Regions from separate parts of the Homo sapiens genome. Here all the other regions are linked to region 3. The links are chromatin contacts, found by Hi-C or POLR2A ChIA-PET in ENCODE. All regions are on one chromosome and are shown on one strand. The core of a region is the stretch at or near the end of the contact, and the rest is flanking DNA. Distances in the headings are between cores, read along the strand shown. Region 1 overlaps SEC14L5 (SEC14 like lipid binding 5). Region 2 holds the start of ADCY9 (adenylate cyclase 9). Region 3 holds the start of UBALD1 (UBA like domain containing 1). Region 4 holds the start of NAGPA-AS1 (NAGPA antisense RNA 1). Region 5 holds the start of ALG1 (ALG1 chitobiosyldiphosphodolichol beta-mannosyltransferase).

Region 1 (2,700 bases), core at 165-2,664, 360 kb after region 3:
GTAGTATTCCGTGGTGTATATATACCACGTTTCTAAAATCCACTTATTGGTTGATGGGCGTTTGGGTTGGCTCCATATTTTTGCAATTGTGAATTGTGCTGCTATAAACATACATGTGTATGTGTCTTTTTCACATAATGACTTCTTTTCCTTTGGGTAGATACCCATATTTCAATTTTTTAAAAAAGAGTTGGAGGAGGTGAGTAGATTGATATCACATCTGTGCTGAGGTCCCCTAGACTTGCAGGGGGAAGGAAAGGGGTTGATAGGGAGACTCCTGAAGAGTATGACAGGCGATGGGGGCACCTTACTCAGTGGCTGCGTAGTGGCCAGGCCCCCAAATCAGGCCTGCAGAATAGAAAAGGGAAGGGAGAGCATTGGGCTGGAAGATGTTGGTGCAGCTTGGATATTCTTTCTGCATTCTTACTGGACGTTTTGGCGTAAGTGGCATTCCAGCTTCCTTTGAATTTGGATGAGGAAGAACAGGAAGGAAGGAAGGAGGGGAGGAGGGATCATCTGTCAAGTGATTAGCAGAAATAGCTTTTTGTACTTTACAGAATCTCACTCATTTTTAAAATTTAAATTTACTTAAATGGTGATGTAGAATGAACCATGTGCCAGGCACTGCTCTAAGCACATTGCATGAGCTGACTCCTTTATTCTTCTGACAAGTAGCAAGGTAGCTACTTTTCTTACTTCCCCTTTTACACACAAAGGAATTAAGGAACTGAGAGCTTGATGATTTTTTCACACAGCTGATGAGAGGCAGAGCAGAGATCCCAACCCAGGCCCCAGAGCCCACTCTCTTAAGGGCGGTGCTATGCTGTTGTTCATTCATTCATCCTGTAAATGTCTATTGAGTGTGGACTATGTGCTAGGCATTTTGCAAAGCACTGCAAATTCAGGGATATCAGCGGCTGATGACCCTATTTCAGTAGTTGTGATGTATGAAGCAATAAAATAGGCCCACCTGAGTGCTAGTTGGGAGGTTCTATGATTATTGCACTTTACAAATGAAAGAGGGGTTACCCAGCCTGGAATTGGGCAAGTCTGGGTGGGAATTCAGGGCTATTTAGCTCCAGCCTCCCATCTCCAGATGCTAATTGTGTCAATATGGATTTTCCAGGATGGGGACCCGTAAGAGGCAGCCCTGCTTGGTCCCTGCCTGCCCCACTGTGGCCCTGCAGCTGTGGGCTCTGGGCTTTGGACCATCTCCTTTTCTGAGCAGGCAGGCTTGGATGTCCTCTCCAGCCACCTGGCAGAAGGGCTGTAACTGAATCCTTCTGTGGCCTTGTGTTCCTGAGAGCACCAAACCATGTGTTTGTTTAGCAGGGAGAGGCTCAGGTCTCATTTGTGGGTGGTCAAGCCAACTGTAGGGACAGGAGCCGGCAGCTGAGGCTCTTAGGCAGGGACAAAACTAGTGGTGTGAGCTGGTTTCCAACACAGAAAGGTCCCGTCAGCTGTTTGATCCCGTAGGACCTTGGGAGGTATGAAAGGCACAGGGGCTGGGCCCTGTTTGGTCTCTGCCAGGGCCTCTCCCAGGGCAGGGTGCCTGCGGCCCACAGTTTCTCAAGGTCACAGCAATGTTTAACAAGGAAAGAAAATAAATGTAATTATTCCAGAATACAAAAAGAAACCTGCAGGCCCAGGTGCAGTGGCTCACGCCTGTAATCCCAGCACTTTGGGAGGCTGAGGCAGGCAGATCCCTTGAGGTCAGGAGTTCGAGACCAGCCTGGCCAACATGGTGAAACCCCATCTCTACTAAAAGTACAAAAATTAGTTGGGTGTGGTGGTGGGTGCCTGTAATCCCAGGTACTTGGGAGGCCGAGGCAGGAGAATCGTTTGAACCCAGGAGGCGGAGGCGGCAGTGAGCTGAGATCGTGCCATTGCACTCCAGCCTAGGCGAAAGAGTGAGACTCCGTCTCAAAAAAAAAAAAAAAAAAAAAAAGGAAAAAAAAAGAAAAGAAAAAGAAACCTGCAGAGTTAAAATGAACACATGCTGAATTAAATGCCTACCAAGGGCAACTTCATGCCAGGCTGTCATCTGGACCTCAACTGTGATGAGCTCATGTATATGTAAATCACGGAAAGTGGATGCATTTTAATGTGTGTGATGTGATTGACATGGGTAGAGCCCAGGACCTGTGAAGGCCTCACAACCATCCTGCGAAGAGAGGTGCTCTATAACCTTCCGGGGCTCCCTGGTCCCTTCTAGGTAAGGTCCCTCTCCACTTGGCAGGCGTTTGAATTTTATTCAGCCAGTGTTTTTATTTTATTTATTTATTTATTATTATTATTTTTGAGATGGAGTCTCTGTCGCTCAGGCTGGAGTACAGTGGCATGATCTCGGCTCACTGCCACCTCCTCCTCTCAGGTTCAAGCAATTCTCATGCCTCAGCCTCCCGAGTAGCTGGGATTACAGGTGCGCACCACCACGCCTGGCTAATTTTTTGCATTTTTAGTAGAGACAGGGTTTCACTATGTTGTCCAGGCTTGTCTTGAACTCCTGGCCTCAAGTGATCCACCTGCCTCGGCCTCCCAAAGTGCTGGGAGGATAGGTGTGAGCCACTGTGCACAGCCTTTATTTTATTTTTTAAAGAAACAAGATCTTGGCCGGGCGCGGTGGCTCACGCCTGTAATCCCAGCACTTTGGGAGGGCGAGACGGGCGGATCACGAGGCCCCGAGATCAAAACCATCCC
Region 2 (2,700 bases), core at 180-2,679, 500 kb before region 3:
CGATCAGTCTGGATCTCATGTGGACCGCAAAATAGATGCTCCACAGAAGGCAGGCGAAGCCGATGTAGAAGAGCGCATACCGGAACCGGCGCTGGGTCTGCGGGAAGCAGCGCTCCAGGCAGGCCTCCTCCAGGTTCACCGAGTCGAACTTGGGGTCCCACCAGCGGCTGGAGGCCCTCTCGAACAGCTGGGGCAGCTTCTTCTGCCTGCGCAGCCGGCCTCCGCCGCCCACTCGCCGGGGGACGCCCCCGGAGTCCCCAGAGCTGCTGCAGCTAGAGGAGATGCTGTATTTGCAGTGCTTGGGGTGGCTGTTGGAGGACAGCTGCTTGGGGTTGATCTTGACGCGCACGCTGTTGCTGTCCCCGCTGGAGTCGCAGCTCACCTCGGTGCTGTGGTGATGCAGCAGCTGCTGGTGGGGTGGGGAAGCCATGTTGTCGAGTCCCGGGGCCTGCCCCGGCCGGGGTCACCAGTACCTGCCAGCAAAACGGGGAGAGTTAGCGGCGCTCCCACCTAGGCATGCACGCCTAGAGGCCCGGGACCTGCTCCTGTCCTAAGGGGCGGCTCCAGCACGCGACCTGGACAGGCACCATCTGTTCCTGTGGTTCCCGGCTCAGCGGTGCTCCCACCGCCCCCACCGCCCCCACCTTCGAGGCGCACGAGAACCGCTCGGGACGGACCTAGAACGCCCGGGGGTCCCCGCCGCGTGGCCGCCGTGGCTCCGGGACCGCTTTGCTCGCTCGCCTTCCGCGCCTCTCGCCCCGAGGGTGGCCTCCGCGCCGCGCGGCTTCTCCTCCTCGCGCGCTCGCCTCCTCCAGCTGCGGCTCCGGAGGGAAGTTCAGACCTTGAGCGCTCCCAGCCCCGCGAGCCGCCTGCGCACAAACAACTCCGCTGGCGGCGCGGAGCCCTCCATCCTGCAGGAGCCGCGCTCCGATGCGTCAAAGGCGGCGCGCGGCCGGCCCCGGGCCCGGACCCCGACCCGGAGCAGCGAGCTTCGGCGGGCGCCCCCGGCTCGCGCTCCCCGGCCGCCCCCCGCGCTCCGGGCCGGCCCTGCCCGCGGCGGCGGGCGCTGGGGGTGGGGGCGCCCCGGGCTGCGAGTGCGCGGAGCCCGTCGGCGCGGCCCGTCTAGTGGGGCCTGCTTCCCCCCGAGTGCGCCGCCGCTCCCGCCGCGGCCGCAGCTGTCCCGGGACCGAGCGCGTGGAACCACGGACGCGGGCCCCTCGCCGGGCGGCGGTGCAGACGCTGCCGCAGAGCCGGGCTCCCGCGACGCCGGCCGGGACGCCCGCCCGCCCGCGCCCACGCCGGGGGCCGCCTCCCCGAGCTAGAGATGCGGCCGCCGCCGCGCCCGCCGCCGTGTCCCCCGCGGCCGCTGCCTCATGTCGGAAGAGCTGCCGCCGCCACCATCTCCGGCCCCTGCCCCGCCCGCTGTCACTGACAGACGCGCGCCCGCGCCGCCCCTCGCCCAGCCGCAGCGCGCACGCGCGGCCCGCGCTCGCCGCCACCGCCTCCTGGCCCCGGACACGCGCACGGGCCGCGCGCCGCCCCGCCTTGGTGCGCGCGCTGGGCTGGGGCTGCGGGGCGGGGCGGGGCGGGGCGGGGCGCGCGCTCGGCTCCGCCCCCCGCCCCGGGCGGCGCCGCTTCTAGGCGGCGGGCTGTGGCCGCTGTCCGCGCTCCGGGCGCTGTGGGCCCGCCCTCCCTCGGCGTCCCAGAGGCCGCGCGCCGCCCGGGGTCCCGACCCTGCGGAGAGACCTGAAGGCGCCTGCCGTGGAAGAAGCCGCTGGCCGCAACGTTTGGGAAATCAAAATGTTGCCTTCCCACTCGGCACGCCTTTGGGATAAATCGAAGTTTCCAACCGTTGGATTTCCCTCCCGGGAGGCTCCCCTTGCTCTGTAAGCAATGAATGCGGGCCCCGGGGCACTCGGCCTGCCCTGGACCTGCTCACGGGGCGACCTTCACGGGCCTAGCCTCCAAAGCTGGGCCCACCGACGACCACGTTCCCCCGCCCCAGGGGTAGTTTACCTTGCTGTCCTTGAGCCCTTCTCCCCCTCCTCATGAACTACTGCTTTTCCTTTTACACAAATGAGACTTTCAAAGGAGTCCGCGTCCCATAATGGCAGTTGTGCATTGGCCTCCATAAACATTGCCACGTGTAAATAAAATCCTATTCTCTCTAGCATGCAGATCCCGACCCCTTCTCCCCACACTCCACAGTGCCTCCTGCCAGTCACGGGGCTCTCTTCCATCCCCTCCCTCGCCTCCCAGGCCCAGCGCCGGGGCCCACACCAGGTCTCACTGTTGAATTAGAAAATAAAAGTAAAATGTGATCTGTCCATGCAATGGAATATTATTCGGCTACAAAAAGGAATGGAGCACCGATGCATGCTGCAGTGTGGAGGAACCCGGGAAACGTTATGCTAGTGAAAGAAGCCAAACAAAAAAGGCCACATAGCGTATGATTCCATCCAGATGAAATGTCTCGAATTGGCAAATCCGTAGAGGCGACACAGATTGGAGGTTGCCAGGTGCTAGGGGAGGAAGATAAGCAGCTTGGGGTTTCGTTTTAGGATGATGAAAAAGTCTAGAAATGATCCAACAGGATGAATCTACATACTGCCCTTGAATCATACACTTTAAAGTGGTTTAGGCCGGGAGCGGTGGCTCACGCCTGTAATCCCAGCACTTTGGGAGGCCGAGGTGGGCGGA
Region 3 (2,700 bases), core at 86-2,585:
GCAGGCCCTGGGATGGCTCCTCATGGAGAAACCAGGTTCCCAGTCCCCGGCTGGGCACAGATGGTACCGGGATGGCTGAGGCCATGACCCTACCCCTGTGAGGGGCACAGCTCAAAGGGCTCTGGCCTCATCCCCTGATACCAACCACCATGGGGTTAATCCTGGGGTCGGTGAATTAGGGAAAGCCAGGTAGCCTCTGGGCAGCACAAGCCAGGAGCACTACTGTCCTATGGGTTAGGAGAGGCCCGGGGGAGTGGGTGCCAGACCGGGGCAGCATCACCTCCTACCCAGCTAGCCCGAAAGCTGGTGAACCGTGTGCACCCTCCCCATTGCACCGGTAAAGGGACAGATGCCCCTGCCAGCCCCAGGAGAGCACCTAGTCGCGCACACGGAGTCCCCAGGCACACCTCTGAAGGGGATACACGCTCATCCCTGTGGTGTAGTGTGGGGCTCCGACACGCCACCCCTACACTCCAGGCCGTGTACACACATCACACCGTGCCGGGCACGGGCGGCATCTGCACACCCGCCACATGTGTACGCGTTGATCACACACCAAACGCACCAGGGGGCTGCGCGTTCACACGCGCGCCAACGTGCCCGCAGGTCCGCCACCTCCCCGGTGCCCGGCCGACGCCGTGGCGCGGTGCGTGCGTAAACACAAATGCACATGGACGTGTGCGCACGCCGCCGACCGCCCACCAGGCACGCGGACCCTCGGACCACTCGCCCGGAGCGGCTCCGCCCTCCGGCCCAGCTCTGCCGAGGCCTGGGGCGTCCTCCTTCCGGCCGCCCGCCCGACTGTCCGTCTGCACCGCGGGGCCGCCCGGCCCTCGGCCGTTACCCGGACAAAAGGGGTGGGGGGGGTCCCCGTCTCGATCCCGGGGGACTCGCGGCCCCGCGGGGGCGGCGTATCCCCGACCGGTGGCCCGGTTCCCACCTCCGCCCGCCGCGAGCCCTTGGGATCCGGACGCCGGGCACCGCCGTCGGGAAAGCGGGTCGGGTCTGCGGCCCGGAGGGGGCGCACAGCCGGCACGCGTCCACGCCGTCCGCCCCCGCCCGGCGGCCACGCGGGACACACTCCGCCCGTGGCCCCGGCCCTCGCCCGGCTCCGGCGCCGCGCACCTCGAACTGCCAGTGGGCCGCCTGCAGCAGTTGCTTCGCCTGGTCGGCCGCGCAGCCCGCCGTCAGCACGAACTGGTTGATCATGACCTGGTGCTTGAGCTCGTCCATGTTCACGGACATGGCGCCGCCGCGCTGCCCGCTCCGGCCTCCCTCCTCCGCCCGCGCCTCCGCCTCACGCGTCCACCATTAGCGAGCCGGCTCCGGCTAATACAAATATTTACTGTGCGGCTCTGACTCACCGCGCCTCGCCTCGCTCCGCCGGCGCCGCGGCATGCTGGGATATGTAGTCCCCACGGTGCGCCGGGCGCCCCGGGGGAGCGGGGCCGGCACCCTAGGGGACGCGAAGCCCGGGAAGGGGCGTGTCTGAGCACCGAGCGCCCGCTGTGCGGATGTCCGGGCCGTAACCCGAGCCGGGCGCGTCCACGTCGTCCTCGTTGCTCTCGGTGGCACCCGTGCCCCTGCTCTGGCACGGATGGGGGTCCGCTGGCGGGGGCCACGTCTGTGCATGGGCGCAAATGCCTGACCACAGGATCTTGGCCAAGGCCTGGGGACCGTGTCTGAACTGTGAGCGCCTACTGTGTGTGGATGCCCGGGCCGTGACCAGGGTTGGGGGAGTCCACGTCGCCCTCGTTGCTCTGGGTGGCACCCGGCCCCTGCTCTGGCACGGATGGAGGTCCGCAGGCGGGGGCCTCAGGTTCGTGCATAGGCGTTTTTGCCAAGGCCCAGGAACGGTGTCTGAAAACTGAGTGCCTAATGTGTGCAGGCGCCTGAGCTGGGACCAGAGCCAGTCACGTCCACGTCGCCCTCGTTGCTCTCGGTGGCACCCACGCCCCTGCTCTGGCGGGAATTAGGAGCCCAGAGGCCGGGGCCACAGATCTGTGCATGGGCGCAAACGCCAGGCCACAGACGTCTTTGCCATGCCCCGGGGACTGTGACTGAACGCTAAGTGCCTACTGTGCGCAGCTGTCCAGACCGTGACCAGAGCCAGGCACGTCCATGTCGCCCTCATTGCTCTCGGTGGCACCCGTGCCCCTGCTCTGGCACGAATTGGGGTCCCAAGGTGGGGCATACAGATCTGTGCATGGGCGCAAACGCCGGGCCACAGGCGTCTTTGCTAAGACCTAGGGACCCTGAACCCCTCTGTGATTGGCATCGCTCTGTGTTAAATAGTAGGCACGCCCTTAAGAGAGGGGTCTCTAGGAATTTTGGCCCAAATCGGCTGGTCTAGGCTGAAAGGCCCGGCACACTGTAGGCGCCGACAAATACTCGTTCAGTGAATGAATGAATGAGCCACTTAAAAGCTCCGCCGCACGTCACCGCCTATAGCTAGCCTCCTAGCTCTCCTCACTCAATCTCTCATCGCCCACTCGTGGCATGGGTCCTTCCTAGCCTGGCTCTGGGCCTGCCCCACTGTAGCCCCATGACCCTCTGGACGGCGCCTGGGACAGGCTGGCGGGGCCAGCAGCCTCTGGTGCTTCGGGGTCCCCCTCCCAGCAGTTCTCCCGCTTTCCCACGCAAAATCTCGTGCTCTTTGCCGGAAATCTCGGCCCTTAGCGGGCGGGCGCCAAGGCCCGG
Region 4 (2,700 bases), core at 76-2,575, 420 kb after region 3:
AGGGCGTGGTGGCTCACACCTGTCATCCCAGCACTTTGGGAGGCTGAGGTGGGTGGATCACTTGAGGTCAGGAGTTCGAGACCGGCCAGGCCAATATGGTGAACCCACTCCCCCGTTCCCCACCCCATCCCGTCTCTACTAAAAATACAAAAATCAGCCGGGCGTGGTGGCACACGTCCGTAGTCCCAGCTACTCCAGAGGCTGAGGCAGGAGAATCGCTTGAACCCGGGAGGCAGAGGTTGCAGTGAGCCGGTATCATGCCACTGCCCTCCATCCTGGGCAACAGAGCAAGACTCTGTCTCAAAAAAAAAAAAATCATCAGTCTTGATGAGTTGATGTTTCTGACACCCCACTCCTTTTTCAGTCCCTCATACACACAAGCCCCCCTGAGCCTCTGAGCCTTTGTGCGTGGGGTTCCTTTGGACTGAAACGCTCTTCCTCCAGTTCTGACCTTGGCTCACTTAGTGATTCATCTTCAAGTTCCCACTCAAAGGTCACCTCGGAGAGGCGTGTTCCAGATCACCCTCCCTAAAATCAACACTATTTACAACGGGTTCACCCCGTTGGTTGCTTTGCTGCACACACAGCAATCAGAATGTATGTTAGCTATTTACCCGGCTTTTGTTGATTTTTCTAGTAATGGGGGAGGGCTGTTAAGGCAAAGACTGTGTTGTTCACGGCTATCTCACCGGGGCGCGGCACATTGCCTGATACAAGCAAGTGCTCAATGATACTGGATGATGAATAAACTCTGCAAGGAAGCGATTCCTATCCCCATTCTGCAGAGGAGGAAACAGGGGCTCAGCTTGGTTAAGTGACTTGAACACGGAGGCACGGCTACAACCCAAATCTCAGGCCCTCTGCCCTCGACAGCACGGGGCTCCCTGCCTCCTCACCCGGTGACCAGGGTCCCGTCGCGGCGGATCCCGAACTGCGCGTTCTGCAGCCCCCCGGAGCTGCTCACCCGCCGCTCGTCGCTCACCACGTTCCCCAGGCACTCGCCCGAGTTCATGCGGAAGAAGCCGCCGTTCTGGGCGACACGGCAGTCGGCCGCCCGCGCCGTCTCCTCCACGGTGGCGCGTCGTCTCGCCGCGCAGCCGCCGGGTCCACCGGGCTCCAGCACCGAGAAGGTGCGCAGGGGCTCAACGGCCCGCGTCAGGTGGCCGGCCACCGCGCGGTCCCTGAAGTGCGACACGAAGGTGCGCACGGCCAGACCGCCGGCGCCGGGAGTCGCGGGAGGCGGAGGCCAACTCTCGTGCTCGCGGTTGCCGGCGCGCACCCGTGTGCAGTCCCGGGGGAGGCGCGCGCGCGCGCGTGGATAGGGCAGTAGCAAGTCGTCGTCGCGGGAGGCCCTGCGGGGACGGGCGGCCGTGAGCTCAGGGGGCTGTCCTCGTGAGCTCGGAGGACAGGGGGGACCCCCCGAACCAGGCTGGCCCAGGGAGCTGCACTCACCCCGAGTCGAGGCCGCCGGACGCTTCCCAGAGGAAGCCGAATAGTGCAAGCCGGAGGAGAAGCCAGCGACCCGTGGAGGTCGCCATATTGGACCGGGGCCTCGGGTCATGTGGGCTCGCCTCACGTGACTCAAGTCCCAGGGTGGCCGCTTTCAGCTCGGACTGAATTACCTGCGCTCTTTTCGGCTGGCGGGCTGGCGGGCGGTGCTGGTGATGTTAACTTTTTATCTCCAGGTAATCTCAAACCTACAGGAAGTTGCAAGGAGAGCATAAAGAACTCTCGTAGAACTGTTATTCATGTTTAGCAGTGGTTTAGGCTTGCCTGATTTACTCAATCATTTGTACTTTGTTTTTTTTTTTTCCTGAACCAATGGCAACCAAATTGCAGATGTCATGATCCTTTACCCCATACCTCGCCATGAATCTCCTAAGAACAAGGGCATTTTCTTAACCACAGGGCAAATATCATTAGGACAACTCCCATTGACATTTCTGTGATGTCATCCACAGCTAACCTTCAATTGTCCCTCTAATGTCTTTTTTTTTCTTTTCCTTTTTGTCCGCCCCTGACCCTGTAACCCAGGAGTTGCTTTTAGTTGTCATGTCTCTTTGATCTCTTCATCTGGAAGGCTCCTCAGCCTTTTGTCTTTTACTACCTTGACATTTTTGAAGACAGCCCAGCTACATGATTTGTGTGACTCAATGCAAAATGAAAACGTGGGGACACTTACTAAAAAACCCAGAAAACTATTAAGAATTTCAAGATGGTCAGAGCAAATGGTTGCAGCAAGCCAGGGACCTTCTGAGTGAGCCCATGAAGCTGGCCCTGAGTATAGAAGCCAGTTTATTTTGTAGCATGTACTTCAAGCTTCCTTTGAGAGGATTCTTCTCTTCAGGCCTCCTGTCCCAGTGCAGTGTCCAGGGTTGGGTGGTGTCTTGGTGCCAGTGCAGTGCGTGGGCCATTCCAGGAGCCACGGCAAGTCTAATTGGCTTGATACTGTTGCGGTCTTGCCAGTGCACCTTAATATAGCAGTTTCTCCTTGTCTGAACTAGTCCCGGGGTTCTTTGTCCTACCTCCAAGAAAACTAAGGAGCGTGGACACAAGGGTGGGGTTGGAGCGAACGTTTAATAAGGGAAAGAAGAAAGCTCTCCAAAGTGGAGACGGGAGTCCGAGTGGATTGTCGGGTTACAGCTGAATGCAAAAAGCTTTTTTTTTTTTTTTTTTTAAGACAGAGTTTTGCTCTTGTCA
Region 5 (2,700 bases), core at 197-2,696, 460 kb after region 3:
GCCGCTGCCAGCATGTTTGTATGCCCATCCCTGCTGTCTGCAGATACTTACTCGTCCTTCCTTTCCTTCTGAAAGCTCGGGTTTCAAGGTCTGGCTTAAGGCGTGAGCTGTCCCTTCTGAATCCATAGAAAGGGAGTGATGGGGCAATTGTGAAAAGCAGATGCAAAGTGTGCCAAGCCCTGAGCTGAGCCCAGGGACACTGGGGAGCCACATCCATGTGGGCTACCCTGTCCCGTGGGTGCTGCCTGTGGTCCTCATCAGGGGAGGAGTCTTGTTTGTTTGTTGAATACGGTCTGGGTGGTGGCTCTCCAGGTTCTGCGGCAGCTCCCAAGTGGAGGCAATGGGGTAGCATCACCAGTGAGCTCTTGGTGTTTCTCTGCAAGGGACCGCTTTCAAAGAAAAAAGGTCATGATACGGTTTGGCTGTGTCCCCACCCAAATCTCATCTTGAATTCCCATGTGTTGTGTGGAAGGGACCCAGTGGGAGGTAACTGAATCATGGGGTCAGGTGTTTCCCGTGCCGTTCTCGTGATAGTGAATAAGCCTCACGAGACCTGATTGTTTTATAAAAAGGAGTTTTCCTGCAGAAGCTCTCTTTTTGCCTGCTGCCATCTATGTAAGAGGTGACTTGCTCCTCCTTGCCTTCTGCCATGATGGTGAGGCCTTCCCAGCCATGTGGACCTGTAAGTCCATGAAACCTCTTTCTTATGTAAAGTGCTCAGTCTCGGGTATGTCTTTATCAGCAGCATGAAAACGGACTAATACAGGCCATCGCAGAGACACACATTAAACTCTCACTATGGCTACTTTGGGAGGTGAAATTGGAGGGTCACTGTGGAAATTTCCTTTCTAGCCATTGATACTTAAGCAAAATCATGATGGTGTTTACTTCCTTGTTTGTCCTTCCCCCTCTCTACCTTTTAAATGTTTTATTAAGTGTGATGTACACCCTGGAAAATGGGCAGGTAATCTGCTGCTTGAGGTACCGCCCCAAATGCAGCACACCCACATTACCAGCACCAGATCCAGAAGCAGAACCCACCAGCCCCTAACTTCTAACAGCGAGGACTGGTTTTTATTTACATAGACGGAACTCTACAATTCGTACTCGTCAGCATCTGGCTCCTTTATCAATGTTAGGATGAAATTTATCCAAATTCTTGTGTCACTATATTTTGAAATTATCTTTGAATCCTGAAGAGAGTTCTTAGATCCCAATACAGTAACAGCTTTACTTTAGTCGGGGAAATACACTGGTGTGTAGGGAATCTGGTGTATGTGCGTGTGTCCTACTACTACTAATTCTTGGCCCCGAGGGGCTCCTGGGGGTTCCCCGGGCCCCTGTTAGGGAACCGCGTCCACTTCTCGCCCTCTCGGCCCACTTCGGAGGCTCGGTCTGCGGCTGCGCACAGCGCGAGGAAGCGCGGTCACGTGACTGCTGCGGGCCAGCCAAGATGGCGGCCTCATGCTTGGTCCTGCTGGCGCTGTGTCTGCTGCTGCCGCTGCTGCTGCTGGGAGGATGGAAGCGCTGGCGCCGGGGGCGGGCGGCCCGGCATGTAGTAGCGGTGGTGCTGGGCGACGTGGGCCGCAGCCCCCGTATGCAGTACCACGCGCTGTCGTTGGCCATGCACGGCTTCTCGGTGACCCTCCTGGGGTTCTGCAGTGAGTGGCCAAGGGTCTGGGAGGGACGATGCTCTCTCAGCCGTTGATCCTCGGTTCTAACCGCCCCGGGGAGTCGAGGCGGAAGTGCTCCTTTAGTCGCCGCCTTTGGGCAGCTCTCCGAGATTAGACGAGCGGTTCTGCCCCAGCCTTTCCTGGGTGGGTCTCTAGGTATAGCCGGCGTTAATCTTGCCACGTGTCAGAAGTGTGTTAAGTGAATCCATTGCGTGGTCTCACGTAATTCTCCTAGTAAGTGGAACCCAGGTGCGTGGAACTCCAGGGCTAGTGCTGGTAGCTACGTCCCTGTGCAGCTACCCTTGTCAGGCTATGTCTGAGCTGACAGGATATTTCATTCCTCATCCCTCAACGCAGAGCTCTGCAGACAGATGTTTTCATTTGTTCTTCATGTCCAGCTTTTCCCCACAGTGTGCAGGGCAGCGGTGTCTGCTCCCTCATTATTCTCCACGTTGGTATCTTGAGAGGGTAGCTCAACCCCATCTCAGGAAGAAGTGGGAACAGCACTAGTTGCCTTTAATCCCTGTTTAGAATCTGCTATCCTAGGGTGATGGGGTAGAGTGGGACTTCCTAGGGATGGCTCTGTGGTGGGAAAATTCCACTATCCAGACAATCTAGATTAGTTTAATTGAGCACCTACTGTTTGCCAGGCATCATGTTAAGTGAAGGTAGGTAAGATTCAGGCCCTATCTCTGTGTGCCTCCTAGAGCAATCTGAACAAGAATTGGCCGCATTCTCTGTTCTGGCTAGTGAGGAGCAGAGAGAGGTTTTGAAATATCTTACTTTCCAAAACACTGTCCGTGATTCAGCCTGAGTTGGGAGATTATCTGACTTTAGATTGCTGCTTCTGGTACATTAAAGGGATCATTCTCATTTTTCAGACTCCAAACCCCATGATGAGCTCTTGCAGAACAACAGAATTCAGATTGTGGGGTTGACAGAACTTCAGAGTCTTGCAGGTAGGATGCCGTCAACTCCAGAATCCTCTGAATCCATGGGCTGGGGGCAGGGGGTGTTCGTTTGAAAA

Evidence for each region. A loop is a pair of places that touch in the nucleus more often than their neighbours do. ChIA-PET counts read pairs that join two places held with the same protein, here RNA polymerase II (POLR2A). Pooled maps may share reads with other maps.
Region 1: a pooled map shows a loop between it and region 3 (4-fold over the local background). The contact joins the enhancer-like site here to the promoter of UBALD1 in region 3. A Hi-C loop is called at or near these places in 2 of 50 pooled maps. POLR2A ChIA-PET finds 5 or more read pairs at or near these places in 4 of 52 experiments (GM10248, H1, WTC11 and 1 more).
Region 2: a loop to region 3 is called in a map of B cell, with 6 times the contacts of the local background. The contact joins the promoter of ADCY9 here to the promoter of UBALD1 in region 3. A Hi-C loop is called at or near these places in 1 of 168 maps with a recorded cell type or tissue (B cell) and 6 of 50 pooled maps. POLR2A ChIA-PET finds 5 or more read pairs at or near these places in 1 of 52 experiments (naive thymus-derived CD8-positive, alpha-beta T cell).
Region 4: a pooled map shows a loop between it and region 3 (11-fold over the local background). The contact joins the promoter of NAGPA-AS1 here to the promoter of UBALD1 in region 3. A Hi-C loop is called at or near these places in 1 of 37 single-sample maps with no recorded cell type and 12 of 50 pooled maps. POLR2A ChIA-PET finds 5 or more read pairs at or near these places in 4 of 52 experiments (CD4-positive, alpha-beta T cell, H1, T-cell and 1 more).
Region 5: a map of gastrocnemius medialis shows a loop between it and region 3 (2.7-fold over the local background). The contact joins the promoter of ALG1 here to the promoter of UBALD1 in region 3. A Hi-C loop is called at or near these places in 2 of 168 maps with a recorded cell type or tissue (CD4-positive, alpha-beta T cell and gastrocnemius medialis), 3 of 37 single-sample maps with no recorded cell type and 13 of 50 pooled maps. POLR2A ChIA-PET finds 5 or more read pairs at or near these places in 1 of 52 experiments (A673).

The regions. Positions count from the first base shown.
Region 1 is chr16:4,975,522-4,978,221 of GRCh38, forward strand. All of the region lies in intron 2 of SEC14L5 (SEC14 like lipid binding 5), which reads left to right. Among named protein-coding and RNA genes, the nearest start is that of SEC14L5, 19 kb to the left of the region's middle. Within about 2 kb of position 1,415, at least 8 of the 41 ENCODE cell types and tissues checked have a DNase peak (open chromatin) inside an H3K27ac peak, as active enhancers do.
Region 2 is chr16:4,115,013-4,117,712 of GRCh38, forward strand. It overlaps ADCY9 (adenylate cyclase 9), which reads right to left and starts at 1,430. Exons shown (of 11, transcript NM_001116.4): 1 at 678-1,430; 2 at 1-473. The coding sequence starts at 430. RefSeq lists a silencer at 1,568-1,637.
Region 3 is chr16:4,613,553-4,616,252 of GRCh38, forward strand. UBALD1 (UBA like domain containing 1) reads right to left here and starts at 1,336. Exons shown (of 3, transcript NM_145253.3): 1 at 1,126-1,336. The coding sequence starts at 1,245. RefSeq lists silencers at 517-686, 767-876, 917-1,016, 1,357-1,596 and enhancers at 1,548-2,120, 2,121-2,692, 2,530-2,700.
Region 4 is chr16:5,032,377-5,035,076 of GRCh38, forward strand. It overlaps NAGPA-AS1 (NAGPA antisense RNA 1), which reads left to right and starts at 1,326. Exons shown (of 2, transcript NR_038913.1): 1 at 1,326-1,685. It overlaps NAGPA (N-acetylglucosamine-1-phosphodiester alpha-N-acetylglucosaminidase), which reads right to left and starts at 1,559. Exons shown (of 10, transcript NM_016256.4): 1 at 1,453-1,559; 2 at 897-1,352. The coding sequence starts at 1,538. RefSeq lists enhancers at 796-1,297, 1,491-1,670.
Region 5 is chr16:5,070,397-5,073,096 of GRCh38, forward strand. ALG1 (ALG1 chitobiosyldiphosphodolichol beta-mannosyltransferase) reads left to right here and starts at 1,447. Exons shown (of 13, transcript NM_019109.5): 1 at 1,447-1,661; 2 at 2,555-2,632. The coding sequence starts at 1,454. RefSeq lists enhancers at 1,477-1,536, 1,567-1,676, 1,847-1,906.